Linked DNA regions of Homo sapiens: region 2 is linked to region 1. Evidence: chromatin loops called from intact Hi-C (ENCODE). Cell type or tissue: heart right ventricle. All regions are shown on one strand. Links, peaks and the distances in the headings refer to the core of each region. The heading gives the core; the rest is flanking DNA.

Region 1 (10,733 bases), core at 1,517-9,516:
CAAATGGTAATTCTAGTTCTAGATCCTTGAGGAATCATCACACTGTCTTCCACAATGGTTGAACCAACTTGCACTTCCACCAACAGTGTAAAAGCATTCCTATTTCTGCACATCCTCTCCAGCATCTGTTGTTTCCTGACTTTTTAATGATTGCCATTCTAACTGGTGTGAGATGGTATCTCATTGTGGTTTTGATTTGCCTTTCTCTGATGAGCAGTGATGATGAGCATTTTTTCATGTGTCTGTTGGCTGCATAGATGCCTTCTTTTGAGAAGTGTCTGTTCATATCTTTTGCTTACTTTTTGATGGGGTTGTTTTTTTCTTGTAAATTTGTTTGAGTTCTTTGTAGATTCCAGATATGAGCCCTTTTGTCAGATGGGTAGGTTGATAAAATTTTCTCCCATTCTGTAGGTTGCCTGTTCACTCTGATGGTAGTTTCTTTTGCCGTGCAGAAGCTCTTTAGTTTAATTAGAACCCATTTGTCTATTTTGGCTTTTGTTGCCATTGTTTTAGGTGTTTAGTCATGAAGTCCTTGCCCATGCCTATGTCCTGAATGGTATTGCCCAGGTTTTCTTCCAGGGTTTTTATGGTTTTAGGTCTAATATATAAGTCTTTAATCCATCTTGAATTAATTTTTGTATAAGGTGTAAGGAAGGGATCCAGGTTGAGCTTTCTACATATGGCTAGCCAGTTTTCCCAACACCATTTATCAAATAGGGAATCCTTTCCCCATTTCTTGTTTTTGTCAGATTTGTCAAAGATCAGATGGTTCTAGATGTGTGGAGTTATTTGTGAGGCCTCTGTTCTGTTCCATTGGTCTATATATCTGTTTTGGTAACAGTACCATGCTGTGTTGGTTGCTGTAGCCTTGTAGTATAGTTTGAAGTCAGGTAGTGTGATGCCACCAGCTTTGTTCTTTTTGCTTAGAATTATCTTGGCAATGCGGTCTCTTTTTTGGGTTCCATATGAACTTTAATGTAGTTCTTTTCCAATTCTGTGAAGAAAGTCATTGGTAGCTTGATGGGGATGGCATTGAATCTATAAGTTACTTTGGGCAGTATGGCCATTTTCATGATATTGATTCTTCCTATCCATGAGCATGGAATAGTCTTACATTTGTTTGTGTCCTCTTTTATTTCGTTGACCAGTGGTTTGTAGTTCTCCTTGGAGAGGTTCTTCACATCCCTTGTAAGTTGGATTCCTAGGTATTTTATTCTCTTTGAAGCAATTGTGAATGGAAGTTCACTCATGATTTAGCTCTGTTTGTCTGTTAATGGTGTATAGGAATGCTTGTGATTTTTCACATTGATTTTGTATCCTGAGATTTTGCTGTAGTTTCTTATCAGCTTAAGCAGATTTTGGGCTGAGACGATGAGGCTTTCTAAATATACAATCATGTCATCTGCAAACAGGGACAATTTGACTTCCTCATTTCCTAATTGAATACCCTTTATTTCTTCTCTTGCCTGATTGCCCTGGCCAGAACTTCCAACACTATGTTGAATAGGAGCAGTGAGAGAGGGCATCCTTGTCTTGTGCTGGTTTTCAAAGGGAATGCTTCCAGTTTTTGCTCATTTAGTATGATATTGGCTGTGGGTTTGTCATAAATAGCTCTTATTATTTTGAGATATGTTCCATCAATACCTAGTTTATTGAGAGTTTTTAGCATGAAGGCTGTTGAATTTTGTCAAAGGCCTTTTCTGCATCTATTGAGATAATCATGTGGTTTTTGTTGTTGGTTCTGTTTATGAAATGGATTACGTTTATTGATTTGCATATGTTGAACCAACCTTGCATCCCAGGGATGAAGCCGATGTGATTATGGTGCATAAGCTTTTTGATGTGCTGCTGGATTCAGTTTGCCAGTATTTTATTGAGATTTTTGCATCAATGTTCATCAGGGATATTGGTCTAAAATTCTTTTTTTGGTTGTGTATCTGCCAGGCTTTGGTATCAGGATGATGTTGGCCTCATAAAATGAGTTAGGGAGGATTCCCTCTTTTTCTATTGATTGGAATAGGTTCAAAAGGAATGGTACCAGCTCCTCTTTGTACCTCTGGTAGAATTAGGCTGTGAATCCTTCTGGTCTTGCATTTTTTTTTTGGTTGGTAGGCTATTAATTATTGCCTCAATTTCAGAGCCTGTTATTAGTCTATTCAGAAATTCAATTTCTTCCTGGTTTAGTCTTGGGAGAGTGTATGTGTCCAGGAATTTATCCATTTCTTCTAGATTTTCTAGTTTATTTGAGTAGAGGTGTTTATAGTATTCTCTGATGGTAGTTTGTATTTCTGTGGGATCAGTGGTGATATCCCCTTTTTTGTTTTTTATTGCATCTATTTGATTCTTCTCTCTTCTCTTCTTTATTGGTCTTGCTAGCGGTCTATCAATCTTGTTGATCTTTTCAAAAACCAGATCCTGGATTCATTGATTTTTTGAAGGGTTTTTTGTGTCTCTATCTCCTTTAGTTCTGCTCTGATCTTAGTTATTTCTTGCCTTCTGCTAGCTTTTGAAATTGTTTGCTCTTGCTTCTCTAGTTCTTTTAATAGTGATGTTAGCCTGTCGATTTTAGATCTTTCCTTCTTTCTCTAGTGGGCATTTAGTGCTATAAATTTCCCTCTACACACTGCTTTAAATGTGTCCCAGAGATTCTGGTACATTGTGTCTTTGCTCTCATTGGTTTCAAAGAACATCTTTCTTTCTGCCTTCATTTCATTATTTACCCAGTAGTCATTCAGGAACAGTTGTTGAGTTTCCACGTAGTTGTGCAGTTTTGAGTGAGTTTCTTAATCCTGAATTCTAATTTGATTGCACTGTGGTCTGAGAGACAGTTTGTTGTGATTTCTATTCTTCTACATTTGCTGAGGAGTGCTTTACTTCCAACTATGTGGTCAATTTTGGAATAAGTGTGACGTGGTGCTGAGAAGAATGTATATTCTGTTGATTTGGGATGAAGAGTTCTGTAGATGTCTATTAGATCTGCTTGTTGCAGAGCTGAGTTCAGGTCCTGGCTATCCTTGTTAACCTTCTGTCTCATTGATCTGTCTAATATTGACAGTGGGGTGTTGAAGTCTCCCATTATTATTGTGTGGGAGTCTAAGTCTCTTTGTAGGACCTAAGAACTTGCTTTATAAATCTGGGTGCTGCTTTATTTGGTGCATATATATTTAGGATAGTTAGTTCTTCTTGTTGAATTGATCCCTTTACCATTATGCAATCGCCTTTTTTGTCTCTTTTGATCTTTGTTTGTTTAAAGTCTGTTTTATCAGAGACTAGGATTGCAACCCCTGCTTTTTTTTTTTTTTGATTTCCATTTGCTTTGCAGATCTTCCTCCATCCCTTTATTTTGAACCTATGTGCGTCTTTGCACGTGAGATGGGTGTCCTGAATACAGCACACTGATGGGTCCTGACTCTTTATCCAATTTGCCACTCTGTGTCCTTTAATTGGGGCACTTAGCCCATTTACATTTTAGGTTAATATTGTTATGTCTGAATTTGATCCTACCATTATTATTTTTTCTATTTTGCCCGTTAATTGATGCAGTTTCTTCATAGCATCGATGGTCTTTACAATTTGGCATGTTTTTGCAGTGACTGGTACTGGTTGTTTCTTTCCATGTTTAGTGCTTCCTTGAGGAGCTCTTGTAAGGCAGGTCTGGTGGTGACAAAATCTCTCATCAATTGCTTGTCTGTAAAGGATTTTATTTCTCCTTCACTTATGAAGCTTAGTTTCTTCATAAATTCAGGTTTGAAAATTCTTTTATTTAAGAATGTTGAATATTGGCCCCCACCCTCTTCTGGCTTGTAGAGTTTCTGCTGAGAGATCTGCTGTTAGTCTAATGGGAATCCCTTTGTGGGTAACTCGATCTTTCTCTCTGGCTGCCGTTAACACTTTTTCCTTCATTTCAACCTTGGTGAATCTGATAATTATGTGTCTTGGGGTTGCTCTTCTCGAGGGGTATCTTTGTGGTGTTCTCTGTATTTCCTGAATTTGAATGTTTGCCTGCCTTGCTAGGTTGGGGAAGTTCTCCTGGATAATATCCTGAAGAGTGTTTTCTAACTTGGTTCCATTCTCCCCATCACTTTCAGGTACACCAATCAAACATAGATTTGGTCTTTTCATGTATTCCCATATTTCTTGGAGGCTTTGTTCATTTCTTTTTACTCTTTTTTTCTCTAAACTTCTCATGTCGCTGTATTTCATTAATTTGATCTCCAATCACGGATATCCTTTCTTCCACTTGATTGAATCGGCTACTGAAACTTGTGTATGCATCACGAAGTTCTCGTGCCATGGTTTTCAGCTCCATCAGGTCATTTAAGGTCTTCTCTACACTGTTTATTCTAGTTAGCCATTCGTCTAATCTTTTTTCAAGGTTTTTAGCTTCCTTGCCATGGGTTCAAACATCCTCCTTTAGCTCGCAGAAGTTTGTTATTACTGACTTTCTGAAGCCTACTTCTGTCAACTTGTCAAATTCATTCTCCATCCAGCTTTGTTCCGTTGCTGGCGAGGAGCTGTGATCCTTTGGAGGAGAAGAAGCACTCTGATTTTTAGAATTTTCAGCTTTTCTGCTCTTGTTTCTCCCATCTTTGTGGTTTTATCTACCTTTGGTCTTTGATATTGGTGACCTACAGATGGGGTTTTGGTGTAGATGACCTTTTTGTTGATGTGGATGCCATCCCTTTCTGTTAGTTTTCCTTCTAACAGTCAAGTACCTCAGCTGCAGGTCTGTTGGAGTTTGCTGAAGTTCCACTCCAGACCCTGTTTGCCTGGGTATCACCAGCAGAGGCTGCATAACAGCAAATATTGCTGCCTAATCCTTCCTCTGGAAGTTCATTCCAGTGGGGCAGCCACCTATATGAAGTGTCTGTCAGCCCCTACTGGGAGGTGTCTCCCAGTTAGGCTACAAGGGTGTCAGGGACCCACTTAAGGAGGCAGTCTGTCCGTTCTCAGCACTCAAACGCCATGCTGGGAGAATGACTGCTCTCTTCAGAGCTGTCAGACAGGGATGTTTAAGTCTGCAGAAGTTGTTTGCTGCCTTTTGTTCAGCTATGTCCTGCCCACAGAGGTGGAGTCTAGAGGGAGTAGGCCTTGTTGAGTTGTGGTGGGCTCTGCCCAGTTCAGTTCCTGACTGCTTTGTTTACCTACTCAAGCCTCAGCAATGGTGGACACCCCTCCCCAAGCCAGGATGCCACCCTGTAGCCTTGCAGATCAATCTCAGTCTGCTGTGCTAGCAGTGAGCAAGGCTCCATGGGCGTGGGACCTGCTGAACCAGGTACAAGAGAGAATCACCTTGCCTGCCAGTTGCTAAGACCTTGGGAAAAGCACAGTATTTTGGCAGGATTGTCCCATTTTTCCAAGTACTCTGTCACAACTTCTCTTGGCTAGGAAAGGGAATCCCCTGACCCCTTGTGCTTCCTGGGTGAGGCGACGCCCCACCCCGCTTCAGCTCACCCTCTGTGGGCTGCACCCACTGTCCAATCAGTCCCAGTGAGATGAACAAAGTACCTCAGTTGGAAAGTCAGAAATCACCCATCTCCTGCATCAATCACACTGAGAGCTGCAGACTGGAGCTATTCCTATTCAGCCATCTTGGAACACCCCTAAAGTATTTTTTAAATAATTTCATCTCACAGTAATGATTAAAAAAATGCGCTAGCATCCTAAATTCAGAAGAACACTACATTAATCTGATAAAATATAAGTAGAAAAATCATTTACAACAACCATCATGTGTAATAATAAAATGTTGAATGACAAGAATTCCCAGTACAAATGCTTTCACTCACTATTGTTCTGGAAATCTTAGTTAAAAAAAAAAAAACAAAACAAAACAATAAATAACTTTTTCAGGATGAAAAAACCTAAATAAAAGCCAAAGAGTTTGAGACATGCCTGGGCAACATAGGGATACCTCATTTCAACAAAAAGAAAAAAAAAGTAAGTCAGGCGTAGCAATGCACACCAAAGTCCTAGCTACTTGAGGTGCTAAGCTGGGAGGATTGCTTGAGTCCAAAAGATCGAGGCTGCAGTGAGCCAAGATCATGCCACAGCACTCCAGCCTGGACGACATGGTGAGACTTTTTCTCAAAAAAAAAGTCATTATTTGTAGAAGATATAATCCACAAGAAAATTCACCAGAATCTACAGATAAGTTATCAGAACTGACACATTAGTATAGCAAGATTTGTAGTTACAAAGTCAATATTTTTTTAAAAAAATTGTATTTTTATATTCAAGCAATGAAAAATAAGAAAGCATGATCTTCAAAATGCCATTTATAATCAGAAAAAAATCAAATGCTTAGAAATAAATTTAACAGAATATATACAAGACTTCTAAACAGAAAACTATAAAAATATTATTGCCACAAACAAAAACTTTAATAAATAGGAGACAATCATAGTAAAAGGATGAAAAATGTGAATTATCTCTGAACCAATCTATGAATTTGATTCAATATCAATCAATATTGTGAAAGTTTGCTTTTTCTTCTGGGGGTTGTGTGTGTGTGTGTGTGTGTGTATCTTATAACTTAATGAACTGATTCTAAAATGTATGTGATAATGGAAAGAGCCAAGAAGAGTTGAAAAAGCCTTTAAAAAGGAAAAACTGAGTGAATGCATTTTATATTAGATATCAATACTTTTAAATCTACAGAAATTAGATCATCATACAGTTAAGCTAAGAATAACAAAAGGCCAAATAAATGGAGTCTAGAAACAGGACAATGATAATATGGACCTATGATGACAGTCGTGACACTGCAGCGAAGTATAAAATGAACAGTCTTTTAATGAATATGATTGGACAGTCAACTATTCCTATGAAAAAATAATAAAATTGACCCCTACTCATACATTCACAAATATCAAATACCGATTTATTGTCAATCTAAAGTGAAAAAGAAAAATAATGAAATTTCTTGAAGATAATATGGGAGAATACAGGGCACTAAAATAATCACAGAGGAAAAACTCATAAAATTAACTTTATCAGAATAAAGAATATTTATACATATATTCATCAGAGAAGATTTAATGACGGACAAGAGAAGCCACAAAAAGGGAAAAATATTAATAATGCTTTTAACCTACAATTCTGAAGGAATTTTCCAAGGGCAGCAGCTACTCCTAGCTGAAAAGTAACCTTAGTATATTTTAAGAATGTTAGTGACCTGAGCCATATGAAAGGGAACATGATATATAACAGGACTCTAGCTTAGATAAATGAATGGTAAAGGCCTACATTAGTATTTCTAAGGGCACGAACTAGAGATTTCCAGATAAAAGTAATATACAATGATGTCAGTGGGTGCAGACCTGAAACTGGAAGTGGTGGGAGATGTTGAGACAGTTAAAGTATTTCTGCCCCCAGAGGCTGATAATTAGAGAAGCCCCTAAATGCCCATTGCAGCAAGAACTTATGTAACAGGTGGTCAATCCCCAGAGCTTGTTTAGGGCAAGGAGTAAAGAAATAGAGTCTCACATACCAAAAAATATTTCTACAGGACGATTTTTCTAGATAGACTGTACCAGGACTCAACTCATCAGGAGTCGAATATGAACCAGGAGTCTGAATACCTCACTATTTAGGTCACTTGTCATCACAGAATCAGAAAACTGCAATTTGCTTTGATGTTTTCCTTTTATTATTTATTTTTCCATAGCATCTTAGCAAGTTTTATTTTAAATGCTTTTGCTTAAAAACAAAAAGAAAAAGAAAAATAATTTTTTATCAAATTTGGCTGATGATTAATGCGGGAATTTTGGGGAGAAGAAGAAAACAAATCCGCCTACATTTTTTCAGAAAAGCTACAGTAGGTACAGCACCCCGGAGACACAGTGAAGTCACGCCAGCTGGAGAAATGGGAAAGTAACAGAACCAAGGCTGTAAGTGGGATGAGTTCCCCACATCAAAGGAAGTCCTGGGAATAACTAAGATGGCTGTCTCTCTCTCTCTCTCTCTCTCTCTCTCTATATATATATATATGATTAGGAATCAGAATGTTAAAATTTTCCCAAGTGCTCCTTATGTCAGACCCAGAATTACTTTCAATCTCTTTCATGACTGTCATGTTTACCTGTTCATGGCATGTTCTACGCCTTGTCTGGAGAAGTGTTCTGGGAAGCTGGGAAGTATGGCTATTGTGTATCTAAAAGGCATATTCAAGGCTTAATCTTTGGTAAACAAGAGTGTTCAGATAAGACTGCAGCTGGGAAGAGGCACCACTGGAAGATAGGTGAGGTAAGAGGTTCTCAAGGCAACTCTAAAAACCATCTTTTGTCCAGTTAGGTCCCTGGCCTTTATGTTTTATATAGGTTATTGGCCTATGTATTTTTACAATATGATCATTAGGGTTGGGGAATAAGGTTGACCAAGATTTCCCAGACATTTGAGTATAGATGAGTCATAGCAGCTTGCAGAGGGTCTCTGAAGATACCCTAGATATTTTGGAGTATAAACAATTACTTTGTTAGCAACAGTGGATTATATTAAGCTGAAAGGATGATTTAGCCACAAAATTGAACTATGTGAAAAAAATTAAGGGATCTATTCAATTTACAATTGCATCAAACATAAATAAACCAATAAGCTACTGGGAGTAAACGTGACCAAGGAAGTGAAAGAGCCTTATACCAGAAACAATAAACACTGAGGAAATAAATTAAAGATTACACAAATATTAATAAATGGAAAGACATCTTGTTTTCATGGATTGAATTAATATTTAAATGTCCATACTACCCAAAGGGATCCAGAGATTCAGTGCAATCCTTATTAAAATTCTAATGTCATTTTTCATAGATATAGGGAAAAAATTCTAAAATTTTGCTTGCTTGGGCACCACATCTACTGAAATTGGAACAACATAGAAAAGATTAGCATGGCTCCTGTGCAAGGATGATATGCAAATTCATAAAGCATTGCACACTTTTTTTATAGTAATACTATTCACAATAGCAAAGACATAAAATCTACCCAGGTTTCCATCAACAGTGGATTGGATTTTTAAAAATGTGGTAAATATACACCATGGAATTCTATGCAGCTATAAAAAAGAACACAATCATATCCTTTGCAGGAACATGAATACAGCTGCAGGCCATTATCTTAAGTGAATTAACACAGAAACAGCAAACCAAAAACTGCATGTTTTTACTATAAATGGGAGCTAGACATTGGGTACACACAGACACAAAGATGGGAGCAATAAACACTAAGGATTCTAACAGTGGAGAGGGAGAGAAGGGGGAAAGATAGGAAAACCACCTATCAGATACTATGTTCACTGCTTGGATGTTAGGATCATTAGAAGCCCAAACCTCAGCATCAGGCAATATATCCATGGAAGAATCCTGCACATGTACCCTTTGAATGTAGAGTAAAATAAAAATTTTAATCCTAAAATTTGCACGGAACCACAAAAGACCCCAAATAGCCAATGAAATCTTGCCCAAAATGTGCATAGGTGGAGGCCTGTTCACCTAAACCTACTCATCTCAATGAAGAGCACAGGAAATTATGTCCATTTAATTTCACTTTCCTCTGTAAGCCCATTCTTGATCTCTGGGTTTTTGTTTTAATATTTGTATTTTAAATCAGAAATTGATTTTTCCACAGACATTTCTGATTTCTTTTTCTTAATCATTAATGAGGCAGTTTTACCCTACTGAGGTAAGTAAACCTACTAATAGAGTTATGCCATGGAGCTAAGATCTGTGAAGAAGTTCCAGCTGTTTATTTTTTCATCTCCCAGACAACTCCAGGAATGGGCATCCAATGCCTTTTGAGTTATACTTTCCATGTCTACATTGAAAATGGAACTAGAATTTGGGGGAAAAAAAAAGGCCTCCGTGTTTGAGCTGGCGGCCGGCGGCTGTGTAATTATCATTGCTCTTCTTTATTAACTGCTCGCCTTCGCCTTATGTGGTGCTTTGTTGATAGATGTAACCTCAATCTTGTTGCTATGGTGACAGTAACAGTCACTGAGAAGACTTTGTTTATGGTAAACAAATCCAGGCATATGCTTGAAGCCTGGTGGAACAGTTTTCCAGCTTCCCTTACACTGCTGTCCCTGAATGAAATCAAATAGCTCCAACTGAAAAACCCACAGCCTGGATTTGAAATATAAAAAATAGGAAACAGTCCTGAGATTACTGTTTCTTATGTGCGTGGGAATGGCCCCGTATATAGGTCTATGTTCACGAGTCAAGGCTCCCTGTTGAAGGGGACTCTCTGTGCAACACACGCAGAGGAATTGACCTGGGAGTGAGAGAAAACCTCCCATCCTGAGGGCTGTTGGCATCAATAGTGAAGCTGGGATGGTACATTAACATAATGACAAAAAATGCTTCTCTCTGCCCCTTACCAAATCCTCTCTGCTAGGCATGCTGAATTCTTATATATTGGAGAAAAAATTCCTTCCAGAACACTCTCATAAACATTGAAGTAAGACACATTCAGCCCCATTTCTTAGATGTTTTTATTATATGAACGTGAACCACCATTTGAAGGAGAACAGTTGTCATGTAGATAGATGGAATTGAGGGTCAGATTTACTTCTCCATGGTGAATGTATTTGTGGTTGGCCTGGCTTTAGTGGCCCAACACATTCCCTGGCTCTCTTTCCCTATCTCTCTCACCTACCTCCTCAAATGTTTTCTCTCCAAACTGACAACTGCTGTCTAAAATTAAAACACCAAATCTTTTCCCCTCACTCTTCTGCATTA
Region 2 (10,733 bases), core at 1,306-9,305, 62 kb after region 1:
GCACACACCAGGGTGGTCAGATTGGAAGAAGGTGCCCACCAAGTGTCTTTTACTGCTGAGAGAATGAACAAAAGCACACTTTATATTATACTGATTTTCCATGAAGGTACTATAATCAGAAGATAATAATGTGTTTTTATTAACTCATATCATAAATATAAGCGTTTTGCCCTATAACTTCTTAGAATTGCTATGCAGTGATGATAAGTCTTTAGACAGGTTCATATTGTCCTGTCATCTGAATTTCTCATCACAGAGTCTATGATCCTATATAATACATTATGCAGATGTTTCATACACTATATTAGTTAGCATGTGCTTTCATTTAAAAGTGGGGCCAATGTTTCCCTTTCCTGCATAAAACATTTGGGCCTAACTCAAATGGATATTTTCTAAGCCAACCTGGTGACATGGTAATGCATGAAATTGTGAAGAGTAAAGTACATAGTAATTTATGAAAAGCTTAGAATTTATATTCCCTTTCCTGGAGTACAACAATAACCCTAAAAAGAAACAAGAAAACTCATCTTTTCCTCTAGCAAATTGCAAGTTCTTGGCAAGAGGAATATGCACATTAAAGAAACACAGGGATAAAGGTCATCTCCAGTCTGAAATTACTTAATAGTCCTGTTTTCCCAAAACAAACAAGAACTCACCCTGCAGAAGGGCTATGGGAAAGAAGAAAAAACAATTATCCCCATCTTCTATAGACTTATCTACAGAGCAGATGCCAGGTTCCGTCTCAAGCTCTTTCTTCTGCTGGTCCAAACCTAGCCATTTGTTAGCAATTTGAAAAGAAGATTGTAAAGCCAAATGACAGACAGACACTGTTCGTACTCTGTATTTAGAATGGCCCATTGTTAGTACTATCCCATTATAAGAAATAAGTTGTCTTTGTGTCCACTTGAATTAACTAGTTTAACCTCATTACCTACTTACTTGTTTTTAGACCTTTTGTTCAATCACTTCCTAAGCTATTTACTTGTAACACTGAATAAAAATAAGACTACACCAATCGTGCATGCAAACTTTTTAAAATATATGAGGTTAAACATTGGAAGCTAGGAAAACCCTTTTCTATGATTTTAAAAATGGAAAGTGTGGGTACTAGGATGTTAAATAATTTGTCCTGGAGGCCCATAATCACCAAGTGATCTGAGTCAAAATAGATGTCCTAATCTGTTATCTGGTTATCTTGAAAACAATTTGTAAATAATGAGTACATTTAAACTCGAGATCTTAAATGCCTTTATGTAACGTTAAGTTACAATTTGTTAGGCAATACACCTACCTATTAGTCTTTATTGAAAGAGTGGATGTTTAATTCCCATTAATTCATACTTCTATAACAAGTCAGCCAATGTTTAGAGGAATTTCAGTGGAGAAGAAATAGCTTTATGAGGTGGTGGCTGAGAAAGTCAACATTGACTTTTCACTTGTTTCCTTCCTAAGTGACATTTTGGCAGGAGTAATGAATGAGAAAATTCCCTGTTATATTTAAAAGTTGACATTTTTAGGGCAATTTGAGTTTTCTATATATTATGCATGTTTATTTCTTATAATGTCTTACAATTTTAATAGAAGAAGTTAAAAAGTATGATAGGCTACAAGTATATTACTGAATTACCACCACCCGTAGAAGAGACTATATAGACCACTTCAAGATCCTGGTCTAAACCATTGGGCTTAGCCTTTTTTCTCTGTCCTTGCTTCTGTCTTCCCTTCTAGAAGAGTTTCCACTACGATTTGAATATATGGCATATGTTTAGCAATCTCTCTGTCTGTATTGGTCTGGTTTAATCCCTAGATGCTTCCTTTGGAAGCATAACTACATGCAGCACACAGGCCAACACCACATCACCCTTGAACTCACCCCAAAACTCATCCAGAATCTCAGCTTATGTATAGCACCTCAAGCCTATGATGTTACAAAAGGGTCTTTCTGAGATAGATTAGGAAAAGGAATGAAGTGAGACTGGCATGAAAAAATACCTGAAACATGGCATTCATATTAAAAAAAATGACTAACCAAATTGACTTAAAAACTCAGTTTGAGGCCATTGGAAAGACATCAGAAATACCAAGAGGAAAGAATTATTTAATTTTTTAGTTTTAGTACAGTTTTATTATATGTCTACCTATGTGGGAGATAAATATGTATAAAATATGGATATCTAGAAGCTATTGAATGAAAAATAAATTTCTGAAAGAATTGATTCAATTATGTACTTTATTTGAATACTGTTATATAAGAGGTCATAGATTCATAAGAAGGGACTAAAAAGCTAAAGTTATAATTGGAAACCAAAGGAATTTGTAGAGATTTTCTGTAAAATTCCACTTATAACTAAATTCTTTCCAGTTCTCACTATATTGGGAGGTGGAATAATCACTGAAACCTGAGAGCTTAATTCTAGGCTCTGTTCAATTTTAACTTGTGCAGAAAACTTGGAAAAGTTAATTTGCTCTCTGGGCCTCATATCGTCATCATTTGGGTGAGAATACTGGACTAAATGGTGTGAAAGTTTCCTTTTAGATCTAAGTTAGAGAAGTCTTTTCTTCTCAGCATCAAATCTACTTAAATGCGTCAAGGGAGTCAGATCAAAGTAGAATCCTCCTTTAGCTATTTTATTGACATTTTGGGTGTGGCTCCCTGTTTCTCTTGGGTAACAGGTAGCCCCACTCAGAAATGCTACATATTCGTAAAAGACCTTGCATTTTTATTATTATTATAGTTTACAAGAGTGTGGACTATTCTTATTTTGTAAGAATTCCAAGGCCAGCTGCATCTTATTTGGGTCACTACACTGGACTCCACACATAGACATAGATAGCCTTAAAAATGAGTTTTGTAAAAATACTTACTGGTTCATGCCAGAGAAAGAGGCTGATTCCCAAGATATCTTAGTCAGGAGTTACCCTGACTCTAAGAGCAGAACAATCTGATGAGCGTGATCAAGGCATGAGTCTTGTAGCTCTTTACTCCAAGCTCAGGTGGATAAGACATCTTTTGAAAAACCACCTAGGCCAGGTCAGAAGAAACTTTCCCAGGACACACAGGGCCATTAATTTGCTGAGTGAGATGTGTCTCTAACCGTGCCCTCCTAATGTAGGAAATGAAGAGGTTTTATTAGAGCAATGGTTACTGAGGCCCATTGTCTAAGTTAGATTAACCTAGGCTCTCTGTATAGTCCTGTAAGTTTTCAGGCTTCAGAAAAATGTTTCCTCTGACTGCTTTAATTAAGAATAGACAGAAAAGACAAGGATCTAAGCGGAAAAGCAGTTTTGAGGCTCATGTAGGAGACAGGAAAGGACAGTAGTAGTGGAGATATTAAAGTGAGATCAGATCCCAGCAATATTTTAAATGCAGTGACAATGATATTCTTTCATGGTTTGAATGAAGAGAATTAAAGATAGGGCAAAGGAAAGGTGACTTCAAGTGTTGGGCCTAAAAACCTGAAGGACAGAGCTGTAATTAACTTAGGGAGAAGACTGTGGGAAAATAGATTCCATTTTTAGATAATTCATATAACATATTATACCATAAAAGATGGTATTATTTAATAATGATATCATTTATATAATTTGTTGATTTAACTATGCTTATATTTGTGTGTGTATATATATATGAGAAAGGTTTTGAAAACTCAAATTTGAACACTTTAAGTTTCAGATAACTGGCATGTTCATGAATCCGCTAGTGTGTTTTTCTCCGCATATATAATATTATGTATACATCTGTAATCATACTCTACATGTCACTGAAAGGAGGTAGCCAGCTTGCTTTAGGCAGACAGTAAGGGAAGGGTCCCTGTAGAACCTCCGATAAGGGAACCTGCATAGGGGGCTTGCCTAAACATGCCCGCAGGGGACAAAGGGCCTTCAAGAACACTGGGAGAATGGGGTGGAGCCACCAGGAATTTGCGCTCTATACAAACAGGGAACCCAGCCTTAACAGCTTTTATGTAAAAGCCCTTGTATTCAACTGTGAAGGGGGCAACTGACAACCTGCTTTCAAGAAACTTTTTTCTGCTGAGAGCTTTTCCTTTTCACGTAATGAGTTCTACTCCACTGACTCTTCAATGTCTGCATGCCTATTTCTTTGGTGGTGAGAAAAGAACCTGAACCTAACTGAGCTAGGGAACAAAAAATCCTGCATCATTGTTTTATAACATTCTTCTTTCTTTGGACCCAGGTGAGTAAGGAAGATCTTTGAGAAACTCTACATGCTGCTGCTTCTTATAATATGCTTCTTCTCCAGCAGGTCTCAAAGCGATAGGACACTTGGCCTCTGATAAATAATGCGAATTTATATCTTAATGTAATTCACCTGAAGGATGGGTACTTTTTATTTTCTGAAGTTGGCAAGAAAATGTGGTATATTGTGATAAATTAAGCCCCTCAGGCCAAGGTGATGTATGGTAAGCTTTGTTGGAAAGATAGGCAAGTCTCTGAGGGTGTTACAGTGACAGTGTATGGAAAGCACATGGATAGATTTTTGCCCAATGTTGAGATTCTCCAGTACTTCACTAAGCCCAGAATCACAAAAACGATTTGGTCCCATGGCACCTTTCCGTTTAAACACAAAATGTGCCTTATATTAACCCTTGAGCAATTGACCACAGGATTCTGAGGGAGATTGCTCTACACCCATGAATAAATTTGGATATGAATGTTTTCATTCCAGCTCAGATAACTCATTATTGAATTCCTTAGAGAGAACTTTGCTCCCTACATAAAAAACAAACAAACAAAACCCAAAACAAACATGAATTTCCTTTGGAGACAACGTAGGACAATTCTCTATGGAAGAACTAATATCAGTATGGCTTACAAGGTTACTTGCTTATCCTTTAGGAAAAATAGGCCTCTTATTCCTGTACCTCCCTCTACTCTTTTCCACATTATGGTGCTTAAATGCTCTTGGCTTTCTCCTGCCCACTTAAGGCCTGCCTGCAATTACAAGAGAAACCATTCATACTGGAAATGGTTGCTCTTTGCTGCTCAGAATTAATACTGCCAGGTCTCTTTTTTTTTTAATCTCCCTCTGAACAAAGATGACGAAGAGAGGGGTTACTGATTTGTCCCATTCATGCAACATATGGTTTAACAATCATTTATGGGTTATATTTCTACCTTCAGATCCCAAGCACAGTGCTTCTGTTTTAACAGGTGCAAATAATTTTAATAAGTTATGTGGCCTATGGGAAAAAGGAAGAAAATGAAAGGATACCAGGGAAAAAAAGTAGTTGCAAAATGGGGCAAATTAGCAAAAACAAAAAATGAAAAGTAATCAAGGAAAAAATTGCTAATTGTCCAAGTTTGCTGCTGGCTGACTGAATGCAGTATATTCAGGGAGTACACTTCAGACCCAGAAAAGTCCCTGTGATGACAGGAGGAGTGAAGGGTGTTCTAAACATCAGCCTGATACAAACCAGCTTCTTCTTTCTGTTCCAAGTTTCCAGCTCTTGGCCCACAAGCAAAGTGACATTTGGCCCAGAATCCCCACAGCTGTCAGTTCTAACAGGGGCCAGAGTAATTTTGTCCACTGGTGTGGAATGTTCCGTGAAGTGACCAACAGTACACATTCCAGGCTCTAGGTGACAACAAGCCTTACATTAGGTATTCTGGGAAACAGAAAATTTACCTGCAAATTGGGAGCAGCTTTTAGACAATAGTCATTGTTTGGAGGAATTTATATAAGCAGCAGCTATACGTGAACACAGAGACTGGAAGCTTGTCCAGAACAAGTAACAGAATTGTATCAGATTGTCCTGGAGAAAATTACCCACCTTTGCTGATAAACCCATATCAGTGATTTCAACAGTATTTCTTTATACACATAGCATGTTCTAATAAATATTTAATGCATCTATCAATGAAGAGTCCTTAGTTCATTTTATTAAGTCATGCTCCTTGGTGCCTGCAAGTAGGATGGTAAGATTGGTCTTCTATGTGCCTGAAATAAAGTGATTGTTCTTGGTAAATGATTAGTGTGATATGAGCTACTCTTTTATAATCAAATCATCTCATTATATTTTCCTTTTGAAACTTGAGTTCTTATTGAAGTATAATTCACTGACATATGTCAGATTACCTAGAAAATTTAAGACTAAGATTTGTGTGTAGTTGACTGTCTTCATTTGTTTCTGCTTCCATAATGAAATACCTGAGACTGGGTAATTTACAAAGAACAGAAATTTGTTTCTCACAGTTCTGGAGAATGAGCAGTTCAATATCACGGCATTGGTAAGGTCACTCTCTGGTGAGGGCTTGGTCTCTGCTTCCAAGATGGCATCGTGTTGCTGCATCCATCCTCCAGAAAAAAAAGAATGCTGTGCCGTCACATGGGACCTAGCTAGTTCCCTCCAGCCCTTCTATAAGGTTGTTAAAGCCATTCATGAAGGTGGAAACCTCTCTTAATCACCACCCAAAGGCTTCATCTCTTAATACTATCACATTTGGGATTATGTGTCAAAATCTGAATTTGGGAGGAACACATACAATCAAACGATAGCAGTGACTTTTGGGATTGTGTTAGAGAAAAAGGGCTGCTCATCAGAAGAAGGTGAATTGTGATGAAGTCACATCAGCAGCATTAGTCAATCCCATAAGAATAGCACTGCAGAGACAGCCTGAACTGAGATGAGAGTCTAGGCCTACGTACCAAGTATTAACCAATGGTAGGGTAAAGCCTGTCTTAAAGGAGAATATGCAATCTTAGGAGAAGCAATTCCATTTGGATGAGGGCAATTTCCAGAAAGGGATGCTCCATGTGCCTTTAGAAGCCACCTCTCTCAGTAGCTAAGAAATGAGCATGTCAGTCCTGAGAGCATATCTGGTCAGCCCAGGGAGGCTTACCACAGTCATTGACTACAGTCTACTCCTTACACTCTAATTCCTTACTTGATCATTTAAATTTATTTCTTTTGGAAACAGCTGCTCTAGGATTCCTGTTGATTTTGTTTCTGGGAGGGCTAGTAGGGAACCATATAGTCCCTGTCACTACAAATGGTCATGAGCTTCTAATAAATACTCTTGATCTCCCACCCTACTACCCATTCTAGATTCCCCTAATCTTGTCTAACATCTCTTCTAGTCTAGATAGCTTAGCTTGGTAGGGTGCTCCGAACCCTCATTACAGGCAAACCTCAGAGATATTATGTGTTTGATTCTAGACTAATGCAATAAAGTAAACATCACAATGAAGTGAGTCTCACAAAGTTTTTGATTTCCAAGTGCATATAAAAGTTGTTTACATTATACTATAGTCCATTAAGTGTGCAATAGCACTATGTCTTAAAAAAATCTACCTACTTTAATGAAAAAATACTTTATTGCTAAAAAATGCTACAGAACATCTGGTGGCAGAGTTTTGCCTCCATTTTGAGGGATGCTGATTGATTAGGGTGGTGTTTGCTGGAGGTGACTGGCAATTTCTTAACATAAGACAATGAAGTTTGTCACATTTATTAACTCTTCCTTTCACAAAAAATTTCTCTGTAGCATGCAATGCTCTTTGATAGCATTTGACCCACAAAAAAACTTCTTTCAAAATTGGAGTCAATTTTCTCAAGCTCTGCTACTGCTTTATTGACTAAGTTTACGTAATATTCTAAACCCTTTGTTTGTCATTTCAACAATGTCCATAGCATCTTCACCAGGTAGATTTCATTTCAAGAAACCACTTTCTTTGCTCATTCTTAAGAAGCAACTCTTCATCTATTCAAGTTAAATCATGAGGTTGCAGCAATTTAATAACATCTTCAGGCTTCCCTCCTAATTCTCTTCCTATTTTTCCACATCTGCAGCTACTTCTTCCACTAACATGTTTCTTGTTTTTTCTAACATTGGAAGTTTTGAGTTTTGACTAAGTTTCTTTTAGCACGCCTCTATATTAAAAATTTTCTAATGCTTTTTATCATTATTAAACTGGGGTTATAGTTGGGAAACGAAGATCACAGAGTAAAGTGCCATTTTTATCACATATCAAGGGTACAAACAATATCACTTATGACTATTGATATTGACCATGGTCCTGACTGAAGTAATTTTTGTCAGATGTCTCCACTGTAAAATTATGCTGCCCCCCACACACTTTTCATACTGCAGTCATTGGCAGGAAGTCACTATGTTAGCTCACACTTAAGGAGTGGGATGTTATGCTCCCCCTTTCTTAGGGTGAAACATCTACATAATTTATTTGGAATTCAACATGAGAGATTTATCTCTTCTCCCCCATTTATTAATTTGTTAATTCATTTGTTAATATGAAATCATAAAGATTTATTTTATACTTTAGGTTAAAATCCAACACTACTTTATTTTGATACTCAAACTGTTCCGTCTTTGGACATCAAAAGCTTTTAGTTGACTCCTGTGTCACTTTGATGTACCCTTATTATTGTGGATTATTGTTACTATTGTATTGCTTCCTTATTTTATGGTACTACAAGATTCCCTAGGTTCATCTTAAGTATTTCCTCTTCCAGTCCCCAAATCAGATGTTTCTTTAGGAAACTCTATTTTCTTTAACTGGAGATGAGATAGAAACCAAGATCTAGGTATTAGGTGTGCTCATTGCTATTGGGGTGACATTTTTTAGTTGCTGCCATCTAATAGTAAAAAGCAATACTAACCCACATATATATTAGGGACGCATATTAAGTTAAACATGGTTTCTTACTGATGTCTCCCATTCTAATCTGATACCACATAGATCATGTTAGTCATTTTCTTTGTTGTTTATTTACAAATTTCTACTCAAACATTAAGAATATAGTTCCCATCATATGCCATCCATTTACTTAATTGTTCAGTTATAGTATACATGTATTGTAGCACATTTTTTGACCTTTATCCTCATGAGAAACAATTTTGCCAACTATTGCTTATTGTGGCATTCATTTTGCCTTTAATGTTGCAGATTCCATTTATCTCCAAAATCACTTAGACTGGTACCTCTTCTCATATCCCTTTCAGTGAGATTGTTTTATACGTTGGTGTACATTGGTCAGCTTATCTTGTCACAAACGGCATTCTTTCCCAGGGTCCTTGACCTTCTAAGTTTTTTCTTTTTAATTTGTAAATATTAAGATTAACTATTTTCCTAGGGATGAAGCCAACTTGATCATAGTGGATAAGCTTTTTCACGTGCTTCTGGATTCAGTTTGCCAGTATTTTATTGAGGATTTTTACATCAATGTTCATCAAGGATGTTGGCCTGAAGTTTTCTTTCTTTGTAATATCTCTGCCAGGTTTTGCTATCAGGATGATGCTGGCTTAATAGAATGAGTTAGAGAGGAGTCCTTCTTTTTCAATTTTTTGGAATAGTTTCAGTAGAAATGGTACCAGCTCTTCTTTCTACCTCTGGTAGAATTCAGCTGTTAATTGTCTGATCCTGGGCTTTTTTTGGTTGTTAGGCTATTTATTACTACCTTAATATCAGAACTCATTATTGGTCTATGCAAGAATTCAATTTCTCACTGGTTCAGTCTTGGGAGGGTGTATATGTTCAGGAATTTATCCATTTTTTCTACATTTTCTAGTTTATGTGCATAGAGGTGTTTATACTATTCTCTCATGGTTGTTTGTATTTCTGTGGGATCAGTGGTGATATCCCCCTTATCATTTCTGATTGTGTTTATTTGATTCTCTCTTTTCTCTGTTAGTCTAACTAGCATTCTATCTATTTTACTAATTTTTTCAAAAAAAAAAAATCCAGCTCCTGGATTTGTTGATATTTTGAAGGGTTTTGTGTGTCTCTATCTCTGTCAGTTCATCTCTGATTTTGGTTATTTCTTCTCTTCTGCTAGGTTTGGGCTTTGTTTTCTCTTGTTTCTCTAGTTCTTTTAGATCATGTTAGATTGTTAGGTTGTTAACTTGAGATATTTCTAGTTTTTTGATGTAAACATTTAGTGCAATAAATTTCCCTCTTACACAGCTTTAGTTGCATCTCAGAGATTCTGGTACATTATCTCCTTGTTCTCATTAGTTTCAAATAATTTATTGATTTCTGCCTTAATTTCATTATTTACCCAAGAGTCATTCAGGAGGAGGTTGTTTAATTTCCACATAGTCATGTGGTTTTGAGTGAATTTCTTAATCTTTAGTTCTAATTTGATTATGCTGTGGTCTGAGATACTGTTTGTCATGATTTCACTTCTTTTGGATTCACTGAGGGGTATTTTATTTCCAATTATCTGATCGATTTTAGAGTAAGTGCCAGGATGCAAAGGTGGTTCAACATAAAAATGTGATTCATCACATAAACATAACTAAAGTCAAAAAAACACATGATTATATCAATAGATGCAGAAAAGGCCTTCAATATAATTCAACATTTCTTCATGTTAAAAACTCTCAATAAACTAGGTATTGAAGGAACTTACCTCAAAATAATATGAGCCATCTATGACAAACCCACAGCCAATACCATACTAAATAGACAAAAGCTTGGAAACATTCTCCGTGAAAACCAGCACAAGGAAAGGATGCCCTTTCTCATTACTCCTATTTAACAGAGTATTGGAAGATCTTGCCAGGGCAATTAGGAAAGAGAAAGAAATAAGGGGTATTCAAATGGGCAGAGAGGAAGTCAAATTATTTTTGTTTGCAGGTGACATGGTCCTATATCAAGAAAATCCCATTGTCTCAGCTTCAGTTTCTTAATCTGATAAGCAACTGCAGCAAAGTCTCAGGATACAAAATGAATGTGCAAAAATTGCTAGCAT

The links. A loop is a pair of places that touch in the nucleus more often than their neighbours do. Peaks named below come from ENCODE experiments on the same cell type or tissue, not always from the same donor. Only the 100,000 strongest peaks of a DNase experiment are listed, where the experiment ranks them.
Region 2: a loop joins it to region 1, with 4 times the contacts of the local background. A loop is called at or near these places in 5 of 110 quality-filtered maps.

What each region holds. Positions count from the first base shown.
Region 1 is chr18:43,830,365-43,841,097 of GRCh38, reverse strand. The region is part of intron 2 of LOC105372088 (a long non-coding RNA gene); the gene reads left to right. It also overlaps the pseudogene RNU6-443P. Among named protein-coding and RNA genes, the nearest start is that of SYT4, 560 kb to the right of the region's middle. In heart right ventricle, for the core only: no CTCF peak of the experiment used is centred there; no DNase peak of the experiment used is centred there.
Region 2 is chr18:43,767,865-43,778,597 of GRCh38, reverse strand. No RefSeq gene overlaps it. Among named protein-coding and RNA genes, the nearest start is that of SYT4, 500 kb to the right of the region's middle. In heart right ventricle, for the core only: a CTCF peak has its summit at 5,603; a DNase peak (open chromatin) is centred at 5,487; H3K27ac peaks cover 565 bases.